Regions from separate parts of the Homo sapiens genome. Here region 1 is linked to region 2. The links are chromatin loops, found by intact Hi-C in ENCODE. Cell type or tissue: endothelial cell of umbilical vein. All regions are shown on one strand. Links, peaks and the distances in the headings refer to the core of each region. The heading gives the core; the rest is flanking DNA.

What was found. A loop is a pair of places that touch in the nucleus more often than their neighbours do. Peaks named below come from ENCODE experiments on the same cell type or tissue, not always from the same donor. Only the 100,000 strongest peaks of a DNase experiment are listed, where the experiment ranks them.
Region 1: a loop joins it to region 2, with 4 times the contacts of the local background. A loop is called at or near these places in 2 of 110 quality-filtered maps.

Annotation. Positions count from the first base shown.
Region 1 is chr15:95,885,910-95,890,314 of GRCh38, forward strand. No RefSeq gene overlaps it. Among named protein-coding and RNA genes, the nearest start is that of NR2F2-AS1, 440 kb to the right of the region's middle. In endothelial cell of umbilical vein, for the core only: no CTCF peak of the experiment used is centred there; a DNase peak (open chromatin) is centred at 2,202; H3K27ac peaks cover 1,074 bases.
Region 2 is chr15:95,732,262-95,736,666 of GRCh38, forward strand. No RefSeq gene overlaps it. Among named protein-coding and RNA genes, the nearest start is that of LINC00924, 300 kb to the left of the region's middle. In endothelial cell of umbilical vein, for the core only: no CTCF peak of the experiment used is centred there; a DNase peak (open chromatin) is centred at 2,580; H3K27ac peaks cover 1,686 bases.

The DNA of each region.
Region 1 (4,405 bases), core at 96-4,095, 150 kb after region 2:
ACCTGACTTCTAACTCATAGGCAAAGAATTAGTCTATTGTGATTTTCATATTTCCTCATAAAATTATTGATGAATTTTAGTGAAAAATATAAATTTTAGAAAGTGAATTTTGGGACTATCATTCACCTGCTACAGATGACAAATACCATTAACTTAAGAAAATTATCAGATGTCCACTAAACTCTGAAAACAATTGAATGGTCTGGCAGCTGAAGTTATTTTTAGGCACGAAGAAAAGTCCTAGGATAGTCTATGGGATAGTTTTTAATCATATTTCTAGAAAGATATTTAAAATACTTGCTAAGACTTTATCCCTTATGGTTTTCACTGATGCATCTTTGCATTTTGTTCAGCTAAAATTTAAATCCGTGAAGATCAATACAAAAAAGGAAATTTCAGCTGGGTGTGCTGGCTCACGCTTGTAATCTCAGCAGTTTGGGAGGCCGAGGCAGGTGGGTCACCTGAGGTCGGGAGTTCAAGACCAGCCTGACCAACATGGAGAAATCTTGTTTCTACTAAAAATACAAAATTAGCCGGGCATGGTGGCCCATGCATGTAATCCCAGCTACTCGGGAGGCTGAGGCAGGAGAATTGTTTGAACCTGGGAGCCAGAGGTTGCAGTGAGCCGAGATTGAGCCATTGCACTCCAGCAGCCTGGGCAACAAGAACGAAACCCCGTCTCAAAAAAAAAAAAAAAGAAAGAAAGAAAGAAAAGAAAATTTCAAGAGCTTTTAAACAATAGTTATTATTTTATTTGTCATTTTAACAATTGCATTTTTGGATTAGTCAACCAGGCTTTTAAGAAGTCTGTAATTTTACATTTCAATATAACTATATTAAAAGTTGTCCAGGCAGTGACTTCTACCACTTTGGTATTTATGTTGCTAGATTTGGAAACTGTTGCTTTCATAGAATATATGCTGTTCTGTAAATGTTTTTCTTCTTTTAACAATATATTAAAAGCACTTCCTTGTGAAAGATTCTGAACCAAGATTGCTAATAGCTTTAAAGCTATTTCATTATATATATAAATCCCATGATATCCTGTTGAACTTTGGTTTTGGATTTTCACTATTATGGAAATAATACTTGTCACTTGCCATGTCATGGGAAAAATACATTGTAACAGATATTTTACATTTAGTCTTTGTTTATACTTCCGATTATTTCCTCAAGGTAATAACAAAATTTAAATTTTTAGATAAAGTGTATGCACTTGGTTAAGCCTTTTGATTTGTATCAACAAATTGTCCTCCAGAAGTGTTGTGCTACACCAATTTTCATACCCATCAATAATGTCTAGAGGGTTTTGGCCCATTTAGGGCTTTTTAAAATCTTAATATTTAAAAAGAATTCTACAAACACTTCAGAAATATGTTCTCAACAGAACAGGCTATCAATTCAGTTTGATCAATAGTTATTTATTATGTACTTACTTTTGGTAGATTCTGTGTTGTTCATTTATGTCACACAGCATCATCCAATACAATGCTTATAGGAATCCCATGAGACATGCTCTGTCCTCACCCTCATGTTATAAGAAGTGAGAGGGCAAGTAACCTGATCAAAGTCACACATCTCGCATGTAACAAGGCCTGACCTTGAACCATAGTCAGTTTTACATCAACATGCAGGCATTTAATTAGTACTAAACTTCCTGCTTCTATCTTGCACTGTTAACTATCCATTAACCTAACACCAAACATTTTGCTCTACCACGCTCTTCGGCTTTTCCATGAATAGGCTCATAACCCAGGATAGAGATGCTCTTCCTGAAAAGAATGTCAAAAAACTAATCTCCTCAATCTCTAGATTCATGTTTTCACACCCTTAAAATTTTCGCTTCGGCCAGGGCCTCTACTAGATCCGCATTCTGTTCACACCTATAAGGACCTGCTGAGCACACATATCCACGGGAGAAACAAACACACCAAAGAGGCTTCTGCCAACAGCACTCTCCAGGCTGCTGAAAGAAAAACACACCACCAGAGGCAAAGGAATGTTTAGCCCCAACTGTAAAATGGAACTTTCCTTTTCTCTCCCATTTTCAAAGTTGTTAGCCCTGTGTCATGGTTGATATTTCAACTGTATCCAAATGTATGTGCAGCCAGATGGACTATGAGATTATTACGATTTGATTTTCAGATAAACCACAAACCTGGATGAGTTCATGTTATTCCAGATGCATTATCTCCTAATCTTCAGGAAGAGGCTCCTTCAGCGGGAAGGAGCATGGCAGGATCTTCCCTGAAAAAACAGAAATAGCCGTGTCTAATCCCTGCTCTGCCTGGAAAGGAAAAGGCTCACCTACTTCCCATGTCAAGGCAAGAATCAGAATTCCTCTCAAATTCTTAAAACATTGCAAAGTAAAGACAGATACTAACTCTAAATATGATTCATGCTCAAGTTATTAAAAATGGAATACATTGTACCAGAAGGAAAATGGTAAACAATTTTAAATTCCAAAGGCAAGGGAATGTTTTTGGTTTAATAACCAGAGTATGGCTTCAACAGGAGCTTATGTAGTATACACACCATAATTAAATCTAATTCAATCACCTGAGTAATCAAGTGGTTAAGCGAATAAACTAAGTAATCAATCGTAAAAGTGATTTGCTGTTTAGAAGAAAGAAGTTGTAATATGTGTGCCAATATTTTTAAAGAATAAGGAATCTCAGGTCTTCAACTCTGTCAACAATTATTAGCATTGTTTTGTTTCAGTCTTCTTATTTACAGAGTAAAAAGACCATTCATTCATTCAACAAGTATTTATGGAAAGCAGCATTTTCTGAACATGATTCCTGCACTCAAGGTGTTTTACAATCATGTGGCCTGCCACTTTATTGAAGATGTTTTAGGGAAAACAATTAACTTTTGACAAAGTTCAGAATTATTCAAACATAACATAAATGGCCAATGAATCTTTTCAGAGAAAGCATAGTCTAGTGGATAAATATTTACACTAGTCTGCCCCTGAGTCTTACAATTTTTCTATGTCCATTTTTCCTCACTCTGTAATGGTGGGCAGACAGAAGGTGGGGCTAGCTGACCTTCAAATTCCCTTCCAATTTTTATGAAATACAATTTTTAGTATTAAGTGAGTAATCACATTGTGCAAGGTGCTTACCTGGATATAGCTCAGTTCTTTTTCTGATTGCAAGAACAGAGCAAGATGGAACCATGAACTGCTAAACGACCCATGGCAATTTTTAAAGGATTCCTCAAGCAGATGGTTCTCTGGTAGTTCTTACAGCAGGAAAAGCCCCCTACAGTTCACAAAAGAGTCAAGTTGCATTCTTCCAAACTGTCCTGATTTTGCCGATTTGCACAATCTAATAAAATCTTTCCATCATATTTCTCTTTTCCATTTGTGGACCACTACTCAGTGAGTACATTTATTATGTGTGGCTAATAATTTACTTTTTTGTTCTTTTTTGTTGTAAAAGCGTCATATTAACTACCTTTTGAGCGCATGAAAATGCATATTCGAAACATTGCTGAGTTCAGATTGATTGAATTTGACTGTGACCTTAGTGAGCCATTCATTTATTCAACAAGGTTTGATTGAACATTTACCATCCTATCACTTCAGCCCACACATTGGACAACCAATCAGAGTTATCACACTTCTTAGGGCATAAAACAGATACATATTCATTAAGTTACATATTCCCAGTCCAAATTAGCTTGACCCAATTCAAGTCTTCCTTCAGATTTTTAGAGTTCTTGCCAAATCGTTTTCCTATTCCCATTTTCTCTTCACTTCCCATTGCCCTCTTGTCCTCAATTTCTTTTGTGTTCATTCTCTCTCTTCTTCTTGTTTTCAGTTTCTGTCTTCTCTTTCACAAAGTTTTCTCACTTAGCTATAATGTATGTTTAATAATACACTATTTCATTATTGTGTTACTCAAAATCCTCAAGCCACTTTATCTCAAGATGCAAATACCTAGACCTCAGGTTCAAAGCTAATAATCTAAGACAATTCAAATGTCGAATCACATTTCAAAATATTTTCTTCCTGTTCAGCCATACAAGTCTCCTTGTTGTCCCCTGAATACACTAAGTTCTCACTTAACGTCAGTAGTAGGCTCTTGGAAACTGCAACTTTAAGCAAAACAACATAACAAAACCAATTTTACCACAGGCTAATCGATAGAAAAAAGAGTTTAGTTTCTATGGTATATTTCTAGTCACAAAAACATCACAGAACTTCTAAATAAAGACTCAAAACATTTCCAATATTAAACATTGAAATGAATGTGAGCTACACATACATTTAAGAATGAGTAATAAAAACAAGTATGATAATTATTTACCCAATTTTTGGTGAATCAGTAAATGACAATGGCTGTAGTGGTGGTGGTTAAAACAAGGAATAAATGTTCGTAAAGTGCAAATTGAAAGG
Region 2 (4,405 bases), core at 244-4,243:
TTTGCAATATTTTCAGTTTGGGTATTTGTGGTTAATTCAAGAAGCTATGTCACCTGAGGGCATTTCCACAGGTTTCTGGAGAGAAGAGTAGGAATAATTGGAATTGATGATCTTGGTTAGTACTCTGTAAGGCATCACCATACAAGGGACTCACCATCAACTGCTGGTTACCACTCTCTGAACATAATACTCATCTTATAGATTAATTTAGGCGTTTTGACTTAAGTGTTAAATTCTGTCAGGATTACATGTGTTTATTACCTATCCCAAGTAATATACAAAACAATAGAAATTAAGACAAACCTTAGAAGTTCCATTACCTATATCTTCTTGCATCTCATGAAATAAGATCTATGTCACTAACCTCTGTTAAAATAACTTCTTAAAACTAACTTTTTAAGCTCTTTCATAAATTCTTTAAGCTAATCTCTTTGAAAAATTCTCCATTTATCCTAAACTGAGCCAGTTAATAAAAATGAGAAAAAATGAGAATTTGGAGAAAATTTCATGATGAGAACAGACTGTAGAGCTCAGTGGTATCTCACATTTTTCCAGCCCTTTCAAGTAAGGCTGATGCTCTTGCTAAATGTAAAATCCTATATTAATTTCCCATATCTTACACCACTGCATCGTTTCTGCAATCAGTAAAGTACTGGATAATTTAAAACACTAAAATATGCCATTTTTCTCATGCCAATAAACCAAAGAAAAATCCACTGATAGAGATGATAACAGTGTGAAGAACATGACAGGGAGATCAGAACAGAGGAAATAGCATGCTAATGACATTCAATATTCTCCCTGTGTGAAGTCATCAGCATTTTTATTGCAACTATTTCTCAGCATACACTATTAGAATTTATTGAGTCAATCTGTCTCCATCACCTGTGATATAATATATTTTATTCAATAAGATATGAAATAATATTTATCTTTCAACTCCAATGACTGGTTTTCAGGACAATAACTGCCTATCAACCAAGCATTACAAGAGTAGGAGAAGTTGTACATTTTAATATCTGACCTGAGAGTTGTCATTTTAGCATCTGCACATTTGGTATTAAGAAGGGTGCAGACTTCAAGAAATCACTCAGATTCAACAGTTATGGCAAAGGATGGCATCAAATTATGTTTTAAATCAGTAGCACGGTGAAGCATACTGCGTGAAGTTGAGGAAGGAAAAGAGTCGACTCTGAAGTTAACTCTACAAGACAGTTATACTAGAATCTCTATACCAGAAATAAGAATTAAGCTCACGACTGAGCTCATTCATCTCATAAAAAAAATGGGAAGGGAAAAAAATTTTTTTAATGTCTCAAATAGCCCTCATTTAAAATTGAGACAGAAATGAATCTGTAAGTTATGTTTTCAAGTTGTCTGTCTGAATCTGGGGCATTCAGGGAAGCACATTGTGTCTGATTTTCCATGTCAGCCACTTGGAAGGAAAACTAGACTGTTGATGGCTGCGTGGTTCTTTGGAGGGCGGCGTGTAGGTTTCAGTCAGCCACGCGATAGAATTAACCAAGTTCCCAACTTTCTGCACTGTTCAGCTCCCTGGTGGTCTGTCACCTCAGGTAATTTTGAGAAAAGAAAGAATTGAGTCTTTTATTCCCCTATGTGCTTTGATAAACATTTATTTCATATCCGCTTTTTTCCAGCTTTCCCCTCAGAAACCCCATGTCAACCTGTGACAAAGAGGTGTCACAGCACTGACATGATTGAGTTGGTATTTGGTGGTTTCACCTCAGAAACGAAGGGGTCCACAACTCCTGCTGGTAAAAAGCACTAATTCATCTGCTGTTAGCTTTACTCACCAGGAAGTCCCCTCTCCCAGTCAGAGAGCATAGAAGTGCACAGAAGCTACTTCCTGTCAGGCAGTTCATTGCTTGATTGTGTCAACTACTGCCGGCCTGCATGAGTGGGTCAGGCAGCAGGTAAAATACAGAAATATCTGCCTTCCAACAAGCTGTTGAGATGTCATCTCAACACGTGTCCTGGTGACACCATGTGTGCCCAAGGCAGCCATCTTTACCACTCTCTGCCTCCTTTTTTTTTTTTTAACTGTAGCCTGAGTTTTATTAAAATTAAACAAATTTAAAAAGTCAACTTTCTATGCCCCAACCTACATGTGCTTACTTATTTATTGCATATTAGAAGAAAGTGGAAAAATGTGGATGTTGAAATCATCGTATTTGAATTTGAATCCCAGTTGAGTTATTTACTGGCTGTTTCATCTTAAGTGAACTCCCTCTGAGCTGCATTCTCTTTATCATTAATGCCTGCATTTAAAGGCCCATGGTAAAGACAAATGAAATCATATATATAAAGGAATCGCCTCTCTGTGTGACTCATAAGTAGGTGCACTTGCTTTCCTCAGCGGGGGCAAAATGAAACAATTAAACTTTTAGGTTATATTATTCTCTCAAAAGAAAACATAGGAGAGTGCGGCTTGTTGGTTCATTTATTTACTTATTACTGCACAGGAAGAGGGAGACAGGAAGGAGGAAGTGTGGTCAGGAGAGATCATGCATTAACCCCATTGAGAATTGCTCTAAGTGTGTGTTTTGTGTATCCTACTTATATCTTCTTAGTGTCCCCATTTTAAAAGCACGTCCTTTCTTTACTTTGCCACTGCACAGGATGGTAACAATCAGATTAAAAGGAGTGTATGAGGTTTAAGATTTGTGTTGAAGCTTTACTGAAGTCAAAAGAAGGTGTTATATTCCCAGCTTAGTGGGAGAGTGCTTGGCACAGGAAACCTCAGCCTCAAATCCTTGGCTGTCCTCCATAGATTTGAGGTTGCTTTGTTGTGTGTGTGTACTTTTGTGTATTGGAGGGGAAGGGGAGGTGCTGGAATTGGGGTGTGACTTTGGGGAAAGTGAATGGAGTGGGGATATCTGATAAAGAGATGTGTGGGTTTGGATGAGTTCCCATTTTTTGTGCTCTGGCTTCAGGACTAGACAGTCATATGTACCAATGTTAGCTCTACCAATCGGAGCAGGTATTACTGTGGCCAAGTGCTTCAACCACAAGGCACTTGACTTATCTGTTGGTTGGGGAGAAGAATATCTATCTTATGGAAACTAAATGAGGAAATATATGTAAGGTACATGGAGCAGTGACTGTTCATCGCTCATTACATGTTAGTTTCCTTTTTAAAATGTGGCTTCTTACCTTATATCCTGATGTAATTGAATCAAGGAGAATGACACTGTGACATCTATTCCCCTTGCAAAAATGCTGAGCAATGAAACAGCCACTTTAGACCTTAAGCTTTCTCATAGACAATCTATCTCAAAACTTCTCTCCCATTAAATAAAACTACACTTCCTTGGACCATATGTCCTGATTAGATGTTCAAATGATATGGTTCTATGAAACCTACATGACACCCTTTATTGTATATGAAAATGAACAATCCAATTAATCATCAAGACTGAAGCCAGCTCCCAATCGCTCAGATGGCCCTAATGGAATGGTAGGTTATTGGATATTTATTTAATGAGTTATTGAGAACCTACAAAGTGCCAGACACTGTTCTAGGTGCTGGGGATACAGAAATAAATAAGATGTGAGAAGTCCCTGAACTTCAGAACTTGCAGGACAGTGATGGAACCATACAAACTATCAAATACCTGCACGAAGTGGTGTCTGGTCCTGATTAAATTCTAAGAAGAAAACCAAGGCAGGATACAGGGATAGACAGTAAAAGAGGGGAAAGGTCTACTATAGATAGGAATGGTCAAGGAAGTCGTCTTGGAAGAGGTAATGTATCTGAGATCTTAATGAGGTAAAGGAGAAATCCAGGCAATGAACTGGAGGAATAATATTTCAGAAAGAGAGGACAAACTAACCTGAGACAGGAGAAGACTAATACAAAGAATACTGTGGTTGGGGCTTGAGAGAGCCAACATATGAGGAAGAGAGATCTGTCAGGTAGGATATAGGTGATAGAGATGTATTAGTCCATTCTCACACTGCTATAAAGAACTACCTGAGACTGGGTAATTTATGAAGAAAAGAGGCTTAATTGACTCACAGTTTCACAGACCTAACAGGAAGCAGGCCTCAGGAAACTTACAATCATGGCTGATGGTAAAGGGGAAGCGAACACCTTCTTCACATGGCAGCAGGAGACAGAGAGTGAAGGGGGAAGTGCCACACACTTTTAAACCATCAGATCTCATGAGAACTCACTCACTACCACAAGAACGGCAAGGGGAAATCCACCCCCATGATCCAATCACCTCCCTCCAGACCCCTCCTCAAATTTGACATGAGATTTGGGTGGGGACACAAATTCAAACCATATCAAGAGATAATCAGGAACCAGAGAGAGCCAGGCAATGTAGACTGGGCTTAACAATGTGGATTTTATCCCAAGTGCAACATAAAGCCATTGCCA